Regions from separate parts of the Homo sapiens genome. Here region 1 is linked to region 2. The links are chromatin loops, found by intact Hi-C in ENCODE. Cell type or tissue: mammary epithelial cell. All regions are shown on one strand. Links, peaks and the distances in the headings refer to the core of each region. The heading gives the core; the rest is flanking DNA. Region 1 has its middle 240 kb from the start of LINC02720. Region 2 overlaps LOC105369409 (a long non-coding RNA gene).

What was found. A loop is a pair of places that touch in the nucleus more often than their neighbours do. Peaks named below come from ENCODE experiments on the same cell type or tissue, not always from the same donor. Only the 100,000 strongest peaks of a DNase experiment are listed, where the experiment ranks them.
Region 1: a loop joins it to region 2, with 16 times the contacts of the local background. A loop is called at or near these places in 9 of 110 quality-filtered maps.

What each region holds. Positions count from the first base shown.
Region 1 is chr11:81,002,653-81,011,002 of GRCh38, reverse strand. No RefSeq gene overlaps it. Among named protein-coding and RNA genes, the nearest start is that of LINC02720, 240 kb to the right of the region's middle. In mammary epithelial cell, for the core only: a CTCF peak has its summit at 3,754 (motif pointing right); a DNase peak (open chromatin) is centred at 5,222; H3K27ac peaks cover 1,842 bases.
Region 2 is chr11:80,723,121-80,731,470 of GRCh38, reverse strand. It overlaps LOC105369409 (a long non-coding RNA gene), which reads right to left. Exons shown (of 3, transcript XR_001748502.2): 2 at 3,062-3,110. Among named protein-coding and RNA genes, the nearest start is that of LINC02720, 36 kb to the left of the region's middle. In mammary epithelial cell, for the core only: a CTCF peak has its summit at 3,942 (motif pointing left); no DNase peak of the experiment used is centred there.

The DNA of each region.
Region 1 (8,350 bases), core at 128-8,127, 280 kb before region 2:
TCTCATCTTTTACTTTTTTTTCCTCCCTACCTCCCATCTTTCCTTACTTCCCCTTTCTTCCCTTTATTTCTTACTTCTTTCCTTGATATTTCAAATTGCCTGGTTGTTAGCTGGCCCGAAATAGATGCACTTTCTAGGGAATTAATTACATGGATGTAAGTTAATGTTTCATCTGCTTTCCAATTGACCAACACTGTGAGCAATCTAAGGTCCACAGCTCTGATTTCTGACTCACAGAAAATGTTCCATCATTCTTTAAAAAACTTTGTCCCAGAATTTTGTATTTATTATCTTCTTTTCTTGGTTTAGTTCGTTTAGAATAAACCGTATTTCTTATTATGAAAATAATATTTATTGTAAAAAATAGCAAAATAAAGAAAAGCTGAAATAATTATATTTCATAACCTTATTTGAATTAACACCTAAAAACCCACTTTTAATACTTGGTCTTTCCAGAAATTTTACCCATTTTTTTTAAATGGGATGATCCCTCAGATAGCTTTCTAAAGATTTCCCTGAAGCAAATATTCACTGATGATGCTAAAATACTCCAGTTTCTTTAAAAAGTAGTACCTATATATGTTTGAATTTCCTAATGACATTGTGATTTGGCTAGCCAATTATAGCAGTGGGTGTATGTGCATTTGGGCATGTGCATGTGGATGTGGATGTGCATGGTTTTCTCTGAACTGATAGCACCAAACAGGTTTGGAGAAATGCCTGTGCAGTTATTCTTTGCTACCCTAACCCACTGTAGATGTTATGTTGAGTAATCCAGCCACTTCTTTTCTCCTTATCCACTTTATATTTCTGGACACCAAGCTTTTCAAATGTTTAAAAATGATTTGAAGCCTGATTCTTAAGCATGTTAATTTATAAAGTCTCTAAGCTGAGACAAATATTTTAGTATGTCTCAGTACATAGCTTTCTCATTTTCCTTTCAGGTCAGTAGATAAATCCTTCTCTTAATATTTCATAAATGCCAGGAGTTAGTTAACAGTCCTGAAATACTATTAAATTAATCTCTTTTGTTCCTGACACAGCCTTTATTTTATTCTTTACCCCAGAAGATGTCACATTTGTAGATCATATTTATATTTTATCTGAAATACTGTGAGTGGTAGTTTCTTAAAAAAATACAGTGTTCTGTAGTGAAGTCTTAACAGTCACTATGGGAAATTTTGCAACCTTCAGAAAGCCTATTCTTTCAAAACTCAGAAAATTCTTACCTAATAAATAGAGACCAGTGCTAGAAAGTAGCTAGTAGGTTAAACCATGTACTTCACTGATATTTAGGTGTACATTTTTTTTTCACATTGGAGATTAGTATTCTGATCTCCTCCCTAAATAGGCAACTTACAGAAGCAAAACAACTATTGAAATTTTTTAAATGTATGAATTCTGAATGATATATCAAGTCATCTAATTTTTTATGAGGTCAAATTGTTGTTATTTATTTATTTTTTCCTTTGAATTCAATCATTGGGTTGCCTGGCATCTTAGAAACCTAGCTATGGCTTTGAGAATTTCCCCTCTTCCTCGTCTTCTTCTTTTCCACATGTTTTACCATGCCTTGGTTTTTCTTTCCATACTTTTTTTTTTTTTTGAAACGGAGTCTCCGTCTGTCGCCCAGGCTGGAGTGCAGTGGCTCGATCACTGCTCACTGCAACCACTGCCTCCCGGACTTAAGCGATTCTCCTGCCTCAGCCTTCGGAGTAGCTGGAACTACAGGCACCTGCCACCACGCCTGGCTAATTTTTTCTGTATTTTTAGTAGAGACGGGGTTTCACCGTGTTAGCCAGTATGGTCTCAATCTCCTGGCCTCGTAATCCGCCCGCCTCGGCCTCCCAGAGTGCTCTGATTACAGGCGTGGGCCACCGCGCCCAGCCTCTTTCTATAGTTTTCTAAAGCATAGTACAAGGGACCCTTCTCTTAATATTAGAATTACTATTACGGCAATCAAGCTGACATAACCAAATTTGTGTAAAACCATTGAAGTAAAATGGGCCACGTCATTATTATTATTGTTATTGTTATTTTGTGTACTCTATGACCACATTTTTTATTCAGATTCCATGACTATATTTCTATAATGGAAGCACCTAAGGAAAATGACTCCTAGTTTCTGCTGTATTGCTTTTGCTGCGGTGGAATGAGTTCTATCAGACAACTGGATGCATTTGAAAATCTTCATATTTTCACCCTGGAAAAGTCCTATTAGCTAAACTTGCTCCTGTTTAGAAATATTGACCAAAAAACATAGTCCATCTTGTAAAGGTATACTAGACATTTACTAAACAAGTAAACTAACTTCAAGTATAGTAAGTTTATTAATTCCAAAATCTAGAAATGCATGCCATAAAGTAAGTTTTTTGTTTCTATTGTTTGAAGGCCAATTTTCAGCCATAATATTAAGCTTCATACTTCTGGAAGAGTAAACCAAGCAGAACAGCAAGTTAGAATCTGGACGTAATATAACTATGGAGGATTAAAGTGGGGGCTGTGGGTAAAAATTTCTGAAGCCCTTTCTCAAATTAGCGGATTAAAGCAATTGTGACGTTCCCAGCGTATCACAAGTGGCCAATAAATATTGATTTCTTCGTTTTCCTTCTGTTTCCCATCATTTAAAATGCTTTCCATTTCTCCACCATTAAAAAATAGAAGTAATGTGAATGTTTGATGGTGTGTTAGTAAATCATTCTTAATTTTTTTTTTACAGTTGGGGATCTCACTATATTGCCTAGGCTAGATGAAAACTCCCAGGCTCAAGTAATCCTTCTGCCTCTACCTCCTGAGTAGCTGGGACTATAGGTGCATGCTACTGTGCCCAGCTATATCCTTAATTTTGAAAGTTTACTAAAAAATGCTTATGTACTCTCAGGGTGAAGACAAAGACAATGTACTCCACCTTTTTTTTTTTTGTTTTTTACATTTTATTATGAACAGCTCAGTGTTATCCTTAATAGATATTTGTTGATTGAAAATCTGATATAAAGTCAGTTGAAGGAGGTCTGAAAATATAAAGATTCTATAAAAGTACACAATATAGCAGTTTGCTAATATTCGGATGAAAAGTCTATCAAAAAGTCTATTATAGACTAATAAGTCTATCAAAACTGCTTTGGACTGTTCATTGTTGCACCACCATTGTGCCATGTACTCTCAATCCTCTCTTAAAAATTACTTCTGAAGACTGGTGTGGATTAATGCATTAAATGCAGTATAAAATCAGATAATGTGGGAGAAGAAATCTTGAATGACTTCTTTTAAATTAATATGTTTAAAAAACAACTGAAAAGATAATATTCTTCACGTTAATTGTCCCTGATACCCATTAATAATAGGTGCCTACATTATTGCAATACACATTCATTAACTATTAGGATTTTACAGTAGTTACATATCAAAACTGAATCTTACTGTGGCAATAAATTAAAATTAAATGAATATTAAATCTACACCTGGCTTTATTAAACCTAAAATTGATTACTTTGCTTTTGTCATAAAAAGTGACTTCTCTAAAAAATGTGATATATTTTTAAAAAGTACCAAACCAAGTATTATGATTCTTGGGTTTTAGTCTCAGCTGCACCACTCACTGACTGAGTGGCTTTAAACACGTCACTTGCCTGGCTAGACCTCCAACTGCTGAATTTTGAAAGAGAAATTTGATGTAGATTAATTTATATAATTATTTTTAACTTGAAACTTCTGTAATATATAAACGTACCCATGATTTTAAATTTTAGACACAAGGTGGCACTATTAGTAGTGATTCTAATTTGTTCCACAGATAAAACTAGGGGAATTTCAAGATCTGTGTATCCAAAGAATAAATCTAAATATATGAAGACACTGTATCTCACACACACACACACACACACACACACACACACAGTCTTGGTTATTTTTAACATCTGGATGAATGCTCAACAATTCAGTCAACCAAATGTTTGCTTGACATCAAGATGATTGATTTTTTAAAATGTTCACGAGAATATTTCAGTGTTAAGGTACACAATCAAGAAATATTTGCAAAAATATATGCAAGATAAAGATTGATACTGGTGTGATTTCAACATAAACAGGAACTCCTAAACAAGATCTATCAATTTTATAGCATGTAAGGAAAGGTATTGAAATGTGAACAAATTGCATAACTCAGTTTGCTATTAAATTAAAAAGAATGCATGTTGGTATGCAGACAATTTTCAAATGACACTAAAGGCAAAATTTGTTTTAAACTGGAAAGGTGTAGATGATGCAAAGAATTTAAATTATAATCTCTAGAACATTTTTGTTGAAATTTTCCAACATCTTGCTACCACTTCCTAAAACACTCTCCACACATACTGAAGACCATGAACTGTTTTGTGGCTAAATCAACAATATTACTTAATATAATATTACTTTTATAATAAACATATTTTTCCTAAAATCTGACTTCTTCCCGTTTGTTATGAAGATTCTCAAATTAAATCTTTCATGATCCAATTCAAATACAATTTTTCTCCTTTAGTGTTTTTCCTGATACTGCAGGAAAGTCTCTCCTAAATCATTTATAAAATTCTTGTACTTAAAAATGTTGTAGATCTTAGCAGTCCCCTAGACCATATTTTTTATCTTAGTGGTAATAAAACTGTGCTCCAGTGAGGAAGTATGATGGGAAGAAGCTCCACCTCTGATCAGCGATGGGGGAAGAAATCCAGTCCCAGTGTTCTTTCTACCATGTGCTATTTGTATGTTTCAGATGATAGACGGTGCTTTCCAACGGGAGTACGAATCTAATCTACCTGGCTAAACTGTAAATTCCTTCTAGTAAAGAGTTTATGTCTTTTCTCTCATACTGTCTAGCATAGTATTTGGTAATGTGGAGGTGCTTAGGGCATACATTTGAATAAACAAATGATTAACTCTAATGAACAATTTTAATAAAATTAATACTCACTTCTTCCATATTTGTGCCCACTGCAGTACTTCACTTCAGATAATTACATCTGATAATATTGTTTTACACCTCTACAGATCTATCTGTGGTGAAAAGTGATCATTTTTAAGTAGGTTTTATTGTAGGTTACTCTGAAATGGGTAATGATTACAAGCTCTTTGTGATTGCTCAGTGGTTATGACTCACCAGACCCCAGTTTAAATTCTTGCAACTGAATGAGTAATAAAGCTATGACTTACACCATCGTTGGTTCAAAAGACATTGGCTGAAAATATACTGTTCCCTGGAAAGGACTCTATCCTATGTTAGTTATGTGACTTTAGTAAGTGAGTCAATCTCCTTCAGCTTGTCTCCTCCTCAGTAGCCATGATGATGATAATTACTGCTCAGAGTTATTAATATTTTACTGACTAAATAATATGCTATGTACACAGTCCTAGGAACATAGAAATCTGGCACGTATGTTATGTAGATGATGTTGAAATCTTTTTCTTAGAACGAAGAAGATACAGAGGATGAATCAGTATATAACAGTAACAAAGGTAAAGTCCCTTTACCTCATTTCCCTCTACCAATTTTTGGTCAATTGTCAGTACTGAGCAAATACTTATGCAATGGCATCACCAGTCTTGGAAAACAATTACAAGGGATGTATAAATTGTAATAATCTACATAATTCTAGGTCTTTTTCTAATCTGTGAATGTGGAACCTTTGCAAATCCCACTCATATTTTACCCAAGTGTTCGTGTGGTTCTAGCCAGAAGTTTTAGATATGCTTACATCAACTTTCTGATGTTCTCCTCAGTCTCCCTTTTTGGTGGTCTTCCACTTCCGAGGCCACTTGGCAGGGGAGTGATTCCCACATCCCCATGCTAACCTCCCACTGCCCTTGGCTACCAGTGTTCAATTTGATAGGGCACGTGTCCATGCTGAGGATTCAGCCTATGATGAAGCCAACACTGTTCCTCACTGCTTCTTCAAGGACAAGCACAGTGCTTAGCATGAAACAGGTTCTTAAAAATATTTACATATAGAATAGATGAGAGGGACCAAAGCCTTTCCTAGAAGCTTTAATATATTGGAGCTACACTGTGTTCAGCAGAAAAAGAAAAAGTGTGGCCCTCCTTTTCCTTCACTGTCCTACTTTTCATCTGGGTTTCAAAAGTTGGATGGCATATGCTACCGTGTCAGGAGGTTTCTTTGTAAAACAGCTCCTTCAGCTTCTTCAGGCCCTTGTTCAAAAAAGCTGATGGCAAGTGTGCTATTCCTTTCAGTGGCTTTTAGGCCAATGTCTGAGGAAAATGCTGCCATTCTTTTCTTTCACTTTCCATTCTAGAACTGGTGCTTTCTCCCAGCCCAACTCTACTAATATTCTCCATATGTAGAGGAAAAGAGAGAATTTACTTACACAGCTCGTACAAGTTTAGTAGATATGCCCAGATATATTTAATTTCCTAACTAGATTCAAATCTTCTCTGCTGCTGCAAATAGATATTCAAAAAGCAAATCAAAATTAAAAATATAAACTATTTAGAAATTAAAGAAATGCAAGTATGTTTTTTAAAATTAAGAGATGCCGCTGTAACTGTACTCAGAGTAAAATATATAATTTTATGTACCTTAAAAATTATTACAAATAAGTCAACTAATTCAACTTTAGAAACTAGAAAACAAAACAAAAAATTATGATAGAAAAAAGCTTAATAAAGTTAAAAATTAATATTTTGTAAAACTAAAATTAAAGTTAAGAATGAAAAAGATAAAATGTATTTCTGTAAAAACATGAAAATAAAAAAAATAACCTAGCAGGACTGACACAGAAAATTTTTAACGTTAAAAAAATAGGAATGAAAAGTATAAGGTATAATTATAGATACAAGTGAGATTAAACAAAATAATGAGATTTTGTTTGCATAAATATAGAAATAAATTAGAAATACATAAAATGGATTCTTTTCTAGCAAGACATAAATTATCGAAGGAGTCCCAATTACACAAAAATAATTTTCAATAATATTACATGAAAAATACAGTGATGTGAAAGTATGGAAGGCAGTTTTTTAACTTTGAAGTAGTGAAACCAGTTTTAGCGTGACAAAACATAGTTGTCATAAGTAAAATAGTAACAAATTTAACTGCGTATCTATTAACAAGCAAATTTAAATGTAAAACACTTCTTATGTGGCTCAGCTCTATGCATAAAGTTAAAAAACAATGACATGCTGAAAGGAAAATGTAGCATACAGAACAGACATAGGGCTTTATGACACTTTTTTTTCTACAAATAAAATTTTAGGAAAGATAAACAGTCAAACAGAAAAATAGGCAACATATGAACGAGCAATTCAGGAAAAAAATTGAAATTTACATGACGTGAAAAGATGCTTAAACTTACTTCACACCTCAGGGAAATACAAAATTCAATAGTAACGAAACATGCATTTTTTCCTCACAAAACTTACAATAAGTTTTCAGTGTTGATAGATAATATCTATATTGACAGGGATTTGGGAAATGGGCATTCTCAGATGGTGTTAGTGAAAGTATAGATTGGTCAAAATATTCTGGAGAGCAATTTGGAGCCTCAGTTAAAAATTAAAGTACCAATGCTCATTTTCAGAAATCTACCACAGTAAAATGTTTGGATTAAAAGTATATGTGGGTATGAGAATCATTGCAGCATTGTGGTAGTGTTAGAATCAGTGAGGAACTTAAATGCCAGTCAATGGACAAATAGTTAAATACTGTGTGTGGTGTTCATCCAGTGGAAGAGTACCACGGTCATTACAAACTATGGAGTACATGTAGGTTAACTAAAGTCAAAAGATACATAATGCATTTTGTTGGGAAAAAATCAAGCTGGAAATATATGTATAAGATAAAATTTCATTTAAAAGTATGTACAATCATATATGAAATTATGTATCTCTTCACAGCACGTATAGGTTAATATATCCTTGAATAATGAAAGCTTCAAATTTATGTATCAAACAGTTAATGAACATTTCTGAAAGTTGTGATTGGAAGGAGAGATAAAGGGAAGGGAGAGTTTCACTTTTGACTTTATATACCTCAAAAAAAAAAAAAATGACAGATAACCAGTCATTTGAAATTTTTTTTCTCCAGTTTTCAAAAAGAAATATTTTAAAAAGTAAGTCATGGTGCTTACATGTCCTAACAGAGAGACGAGACCCAAGCTGTGAGCGTCAGTTAGGGGAGGTACAATGAATGCAGTTGGTTCAAGGGAGAAGTAAGTCTTCAAGTAGAACTTTGGATATGTTAACTGTTCTGAGGAAAAATAAGTATAGTTCTTTAAGTATTATCCTAGTTGACTTTAGACTTCATCTGTGGGATGTAGCACATTTCTTTTCGGCTTGATTTCTATACTGTCTAATTCACAT
Region 2 (8,350 bases), core at 167-8,166:
CAGTGGGAATAAAAATTAATTACAGTATAATATAGTAATTGATATGCCAAAGATAGCTTAAGCTATAGTGAAATATATAGAGGAAATCATGAGTTTGGAATTAGATATTTTGGTGTGAGTTCTTTTGAAATAACCAAGTGTATTAAAAAAAACGGCCGTTGACTATAAAACACAGGAATAAGCAATACTTTCATTAAGACATTTTGGGGAGTGTTATTTATATCAAATTGAGAAGGTTTTTAGAAAGAAATAGTTTAATTGGAGTAGCATCTAGTATTTGTTGAACACTTACTGTCCGTTAAGGACTGTGCCAAGTGCTTATTGCACATGATATTAAGTCATTGTAGCAGCCCTGTGGAGGGAGTGTTTTTGCTGTTTGGGTACAGGAATATTAATGTTTCATAGCAAATAAATAGAGAAGCTGAGATTTCAACACATACCTGCCTGAATTTGAAGTCTGGCCTTTAAACAAGGTGTGCCAATGCACAACTTCAGATAGAGGTAATGGTTCTGGATGGGAGGTTTGGAGGCTAAGAACAGGTTCGCTAAATTAGGGCTTCATGTGACTGCTTAGGATTCCTGCAAACATTGACTTTGAAGCAGCATCATCACATCATATTCAAACTTTGCAACTTGCTTACTGTGTGACCTTGCCTACCTTATTCATTGTCTCTGAGCATCATGGTTTTATCTATAAAAGAATGATAATGGCTGGGCACAGTGGCTCACACCTATAATCTCAGCACTTTGGGAGGCTGAGGCGGATGGATCATTTGAGGTCAGGAGTTCAAGACCAGCCTGGCCAAAATGGTGAAACCCCATCTCTACTAAAAATACAAAAATTAGCCAGGCATGGTGGTGTGCACCTGTAATCCCAGCTACTTGGGAGGGTGAGGCAGGAGAATTGCTTGATCCTGGGAGGCGGAGGTTGCAGTCAGCCAAGATCGCACCACTGCACTCCAGCCTGGATGATAGAGTGAGACTGTGTCTCAGGAAAAAAAAAAAAAAGAAGAAGAATGATAACAGCATACACTTTATAAGAACACTGGGTGGTTTAAAGTAAAATGTGTATCAAAGCACCTATCCTGAGCTTGGTACATAGAGTTGATCTGTAGATGTTTGCTTCTTTCTAAGTGCCGTTTCCTGAAGATAATTCAGAAAAAGAGCTCTCTGCCTACTTCAGTGACTATGCCAAGGGTTTTAGAGCAGAGCATCTCAAATTCAGGAATCCCTTGAGAATTTTGTTAAATGCAAATTCCAATTCAATAGGTTTTGGATGGGGCCTGAGACTTTGCTTGTCTAATGAGATCCCAGGAGATAGTTATGCTGGTCTTCTATGACCACATTTTCATCAACAAGGTTTGTATTGTTTATCTTTTGTGCTGTTATTAAGTACCTCCAGTTCCAAGTCAATTTCTTCCTCCTTGCTTTTATACCAAACAAAAAACAGCTGTTTTCAGAATCACAGGTGGTGGTGATATTGGACACCTTCCCAACACACTGAATGCTTATTATTTAAAAAAAAAAATTGAACAGGAGAAAAAACCTATATAAACAATTACAGTTACACTAGTGAGCATGCCTCTACTGCTTTAGAGTTTACAGTGTGCAATCCCAGAATATTATAGCAGATATTCTTTGAAAGTCTACTATGTCTAAGGCAGTGAGGGAACAGAATCTCATGATGCTCATAAATTTGCAGGACAGAAGAACAGGAAATTTAGTGACAACGGGATTATTTAATAGCATCTATAGTAGTCGTATAGTCAAAATCATACTACTAATCAATTAGTAGGCTTATTAATCAATGATTAGGCTACTAATCAATTGACCTTTAGTTCACGGAAAGGGAGATTACTTCATTAAATCAACCAAATCTAATCACATTATTCTTTAAAAGCACAGAATTGTCTTTAACTGGTAGCAGAAGAGGAAATCAGAGAGATCCAAAGAATGAAAAATACTTGCTATTGTGGGTTTGAAGGTGAAGAGAGCCATGTGAGAAAGCAGCCATTCACAGTATCTTTTAAAAGATTGTATTGATATGACTCAGCTCAGGATTGAGGCACTCTACCAGGAGAGGATAGATAATATGCTATCTACCTATACTGTGCCTAATAAATCTTACAGCATCATCACTCCCTTCATCCTGTCAGTATCATTATTTAACAAAGATCTATAGTGGAAGTATGTTCAAAATCATACAGTAACATAGAGGTGGACATTTGTGTCTCCTGCAGAGGTAAGAATGAGGTGAGGGAAGACTTTCCAGAGGATATTATATCCTCCCAAGCATAACCATCATGATTATCTTTGTCATTGTCATGCATTGTCACCATCCTTACAATCATCAAATAGCATTATTTGACAACTTACTGCTTACCAGGTACTGTGCCAGGCAATGATATGCGTGATCCCAAACAATTCCCATAACCTCATCATGACTTTAGTACTGTTATTATCCCCATTCTATAGACAAGAAAATGATGCTTACCAAAGTAAAAGAGTTTGCTTAGTGTTAAACAGCAGGTCCTTAATTCAAACCCAGCACTTACCAAACAGCCTATGATCTTAATCATGATGCCACTACTACCTCATTTCATTTGATTCAAGATAATTGATCATAACAAGTTTTATAGATATGGCTGGAATGTTGTTTCCATTTTACAATTGAAGACCCTGAGGTTGATATACATTATTTTCCCAAGTAATTGTGTAAAATGTGAGAGCCATACTCAAAGGTTTCTAACTTCAAGTTTTACATTTTTCTATCACATTTTGTAGATCCTCAAATAAAAGTAAGATAGGCAAGTTATGAAGTCCATATACACATGCATTTATATTTGACATATGCATGCCAGAGAAACAGATCCCTTCATTTCACAGCCCACAGGTCTATAAATATTATTCTGCTCATTTCAAGTCTTTGAGTTAGTAATAGCATGGTCTGATTTTTATCTTTGGTTCCATTTTCCCTTTGAGCTTTATTTTTATTTCTCCTGCTTTTCTTGATTTTGGGGAAAGATTTTTTAACATTATTAACTCTACAGCTTTTACTCACCCTTTGAAGAGGTCCTACTGAGTAATGATCTTCTTTCACCTTCTGAATGCTGGAGAAGAAATTTTTATAAATATTATTGGCTGGAAGGGATGTTTATCTTTAGCTCAGGAAAGCATTATCACCTGTACCTCTTAGTTCTTTTAACTTTCTTTCCTCACTCTTTCTACTTCTTTGCATTGTCTTTCTTCTCACCTTTTCCTGTCTCTTTTTTTTTCTTTCCTCCTCACCATCGTCCCTTCTTTCTCCCTGACCTCTCTTCCTCTCTTGAATTTAGCAGGTAAACAGTGTATTCTCATTTAAAATTTCACAGTTGGTTTTCTGCATTTCTAAATAGTGTTGTGTAATGAACTGGGCTTTGCAGTCCAAACATAACCAGCTAATATTTTATCTTTACCTTTTGTTGACTTTGTAATCCTAGGCAAATTGAAGTCTCTTAGACTTAATTTGCCCTTTTAAAAAATGGAGGTAATAATACCTTTTCCATAATACAGATACAAATCTAATATTGCCTGAGAGAAGGTACATAATGGAAAACTCTCTTCCAGTTAAAGAAAATATTTTAAAACTGGGGCCAGGCATGGTGTTAGGCATTCCTTTTTGTGTTTGTCTCCATGAATTGGTATGGCTCAATCTTGCATTAGATTGTAAAATTCCTATTGGCAGAGACTGCTTCTCAGTCATATTTTGTCCCAGTTGCCCAACACAATATGTGATAGATGCTCAGTAAGTAGGATGTTTGTTAAATGGAGCCAAAAGTGAGGCCAGATCAAGCCGAGGATGCAGACTTTACCATCAGACAGCCTGGGTGCTCTCGTTTCACTTTCACCCCCAGAGCAGCCTCTGCTACAAGGAAAGCATCCAGGTTGGTCCCTCTGCTGGTGAGAGATTGTTGGCAGCATTTCCCTCTAAATTGGAGAGTAGAAGAAAAGACTGCTCGACCAGCTGTCATCAACAACTTAGAAAACTTAAATGTTTAGGCAATTATAAGTTTCCCTTGGTGTTCTCTAATGTTCTTTTCAAAGATACTATTTTTTTAATCAACTGCACAAAAGCCTCACAAAAATAGCACAGTGCTGTACTCCAGCCCACAAAGATGCAGAAGAACATGGTTATGCATTTCCACTCTGGAAACTTCTACATTGCTTTTGAGGCACTGCTGCCCACTCCTGACATGCTGATGCACCCAGGGTCTCTGCCCTGTGTTCCCAGAGTCTTGCTGACTCTACATTCTCTCCTTGAGCAAACAACAGTCATTCCATCTGACACCTCACAAAACTCTACACTTCTGATCTGGCTGTCCAAATTTACCCTACCTACTCATCACCTTTTAAATATTTTACAAATGTCTGACAGGCGCCTGAGTTCATCACAGGAATAAAGTTTATATTACCCATCTAAGCTCGTTCTCTTTCTGTATTTCCTACCTTAGAGAGTAGCGTAAGCAGCCACTTAATTCTCACAACAGTCATATGAGAAGATATTATTATCTTTGTTTTGCTCAGTAGAAACCTAAAACTTGAAGACATCAGTTAGATGTAAAGCAAAAGAGCCTGCCTTCAATCCCAGATCATCCTACTCCAAAACTGTGTCTCTTCCAGTAAGCTTTACTAGAAAGGGAAGAACAGAGAAGTAGAAGGAAAAAAAATTTGTTCATCAGTGGAGCAATTAAGATCCCCTAGCTATTGCTTCTAGTATCACTCAAATGAACCTATGTCTTTTCCTGGATCACCCACCCTGCTAAATAAATAGCATAAATTTAATGATATAATGAGATTGAAAATAATTGAAGTTATTTTATTTTATTCAATCACATTACATACCTTTTGAGATTACATCTGCAAGTACTCTCTGCTTCAGCCATTGCTGAAACAATTCCTTATTAATAGAAAATAATTTCATACTTCTAGCATGGTATAATCAAAACTAATAGAAAGAGGAAGTGACAAATTGACCTTGTACTCAAATAAGTACTAATTTGAGAACTTCCTATGAGCAAAACACCATTCTTGCCTTACATGCAAGGCATAGATAAAATAGCAAAGAGATTTCAATATTATTTATAAAGATAAGGCATTTTAAAAGTACATTGAACTGCTATTATCCTCTTTTTGTCATTGTCTAGATCATGAATGATGTTAAGGTTAGATGATATAGAGTCAGCCCAACATGGTACACTTAAAGGGAAGGGGGAAAATGTTAGGAGGATTTATAGGGCTTTGTTTGTGTTGCTAAGGGGTTTGTCAACTGTAAGAGACTATCTTGCCTTTTTGAGGTGGTGATTAATTTTTTGAAGACTTCTCTATTATCTAGGATTGCTATAATATTCATTATTTAAACTATTAAGTATACCTATCTTCATAAACTTTGTATTGAGAGTCTGATGGAAATAATTATTCAAAAATCCAAATTGACTTTATGTAATGCAGAAAGTAATGGGCAATATTTGCTCTGCATAATCTGCCATAGGCAAAAAGGTGCCTAGTAAAGGGAGAGGAGCTGCAAGACACTCAGATGGTTCTTCCTACAGACAAAACCATGAACGAGATCTCCATTGCCAGAAAGTTTTCTGCAGCTTTGAAGGTTCAAAAACATAGATCAATGGAAAATGTATGGGATTGAAAATCAGGTAGATCAGGGTTTGGACTTCATTCTGTACCCCTTTCTAATTAGTTACTTTGGGCAAGTATAATCATCTTTATGCTTAAGTTTCTACATTTTAAAAATAACATAAAACTTTATCAGTGACAGAGTTGTTGATGTTTAAATACTTGTTGTTGCTATTGTTAAGACCTTACCAAGTTCAGTGCTTCATACATGGAAGAAACTTAAGAAACTTAATATGTGGAAGAAACATAACTATAGCTCTTATGTTGCTATTTGTCTGTCAAATTCACACTGGCCAAGCTTGAGAGATTACTATATAAAGCAGTCAAGGTATTAAATAGGGGCATATCCCAATCATGTAAACAAAATTTATTGTCTTTTATGCAAAATGTTTTCCTCCCCAATGTAGAGATATAAGCCAGGTTAGCAAACATATATAAATTATTAAGCATTAAAACAAAGCAAGACAGACATTGAAGTCCAGTTCCTAGGTATTTACTCAGGAGAAATGAAAATATGTGTCCACACAAAGACTTGTGCTCAAATTTTCATGACAGATGTATTCACATTAGCCAAGCCAAAAAATACAAATGTCTATGAACTGAGGCATAGAATTTATAAATAAATTTGGTATATCTATACAATAGAATAATATTCATTGAAAAGAAACTAACTATTGATATACACAAAGCATGGCTATAACTCAAAACATCACGCTAAATGAAAGAGACCACACATAAAACTTTATGATTTCGTTTATATGAAGTTCCAGAAAAGGAAAAGCTGCATTGACAGAAATGATGCCAATGGTTATCAGGGCCAGGGGTGGAATGGGAATATATTGACTGCAGAGAAACATAAGGGAAGGTTTGGGGTATTGGAAATACATATTAATATTCTCTATTATGACTACCATTACAGTACTATCTACACTTGTTAACATTTATCAAATTGGACACTTAAATCATTGAATGTTGTTGTTTATAAAGCTTATCTTAATAAAGTTAATGTAAAAAAAAAGAATAAAAATTTTAAGTGACTTTTTAAAGTCAAGCTCAAAGGTATTTTATTTCCTATTTTTCTAGTGACCAGATTGTTCTAATATGAGCAGATGTGGCCAAAACACAGAATCTCTCTGACATCATATCTCATGCCAGACTGGCCTTCTAGTGCCTACACATTATTGCCCTAATTTGACTGATGAGGAAACTAAAACTTGATGAGGCTATGTAGCTGAAATGTAGAAGAGCTGGCTGGACTGCAATCCCAGTTCCTCTCACTCCAAAACCTGTCTCTTCCAATAAACTCTACCAGAGAAGAAAGGACAGGAAGAAAAAGATGAAAAGTGCTATAACAAGAAATACACACACACACACACACACACACACGCACACACATACACACACGTGGAATGCTGTAGGGATAACTTACAAAACCCTATTTGACCCCTAATATATTCCTTCTGTAACATTAGCTGATCTACAAGTAGAATTTCTTTTGCCTAAGTTGGTAATTAATGATGTTGGCAAACCCTTTCTCCTGTTTTTCCCAGAAACACAGCCAAGCTACATTTCCCAATGTCCCTTATGGTTATATTGGTCATATGACTGAATTATAGCTAATCAGAAGTGATACATACAACTTATAGGCATGAACATAAAACCCTTCCACATGTTCCTCTGTGAGTTTTGCTCCTTTCAACTTGGGAAAAGAGATGATCTCAAGGGTAACCTCGGGGACCACAAACTCAAGATGCCAGAGCTGTCATAGTCTTGGTTCAAGACTGGCTGTGTGGAGAAGAGCTTCTCCCTGCAAAACAAAACTCACACAAACACTACCACCAACTAATTCCTGTCAAACTAGGGCCTGTCATTAATATGAGCAATAAACAAACTTCTATTGTGTTGAGCTAACCACATTTAATTAGATCTATTTGTCACCATAATCTAGCCTACCCTGACTAATATAAATAGGTTAGAGGCAGTCTGCGTCCTAGTATTAACAGAAGAAAACCTTAAGCAAGTTAAGTTTGATAAAATTTAATGGATCAGGGAACAATTCACAAACCAGGCAGCCCTCAGAACCTAAACAGGTTCAGAGAACTCTGGTCTGCAACGTGGTCAGACAATATTTATGGATAGGAAATGGAAATGAGGTACAGAAAATGAAAGTGAGGTACAGAGATAGCTCGATTGATTATATTTCAGCGTTTGCCTTATTGGAACATAGTTTGAACAGTTGGCCGCCTGCAATTGACTGAAGTTCAACTGCTGTGGTTGGCTGACCCTCAGCTGTTTGTTATAAAAGTATGCTCCTAATTTAGGCTTTCAGTTTATGCACTAAGTTAGGTTTCAGTTTGTTATGTCAGGACTAGAGTATGGAGCATCCTCAGGCCAAATTTAGTTTGATATAACACTAGCATCATAGCAGGCTGAGTCTTTTAATTAAGCCCTTGCCAAATCTTGGATTGTATTATTTCAGTTTCAAATTATGGCCCACTCTGAACATTCCATTCATAGTGAAGGAGATAGTTTGCCCTAAATCCTAGAAGTATCTGGATTTTGGCACTCATCCATGTAGAATTAGCAGCCCCTGACCCAGGATTGTCTTACTAATTTTGTGCAAATAAATTATTTCAAGGAAGAGTAGAAGAACCCTGATAAAGACTTATTCTTAAATTAAGTC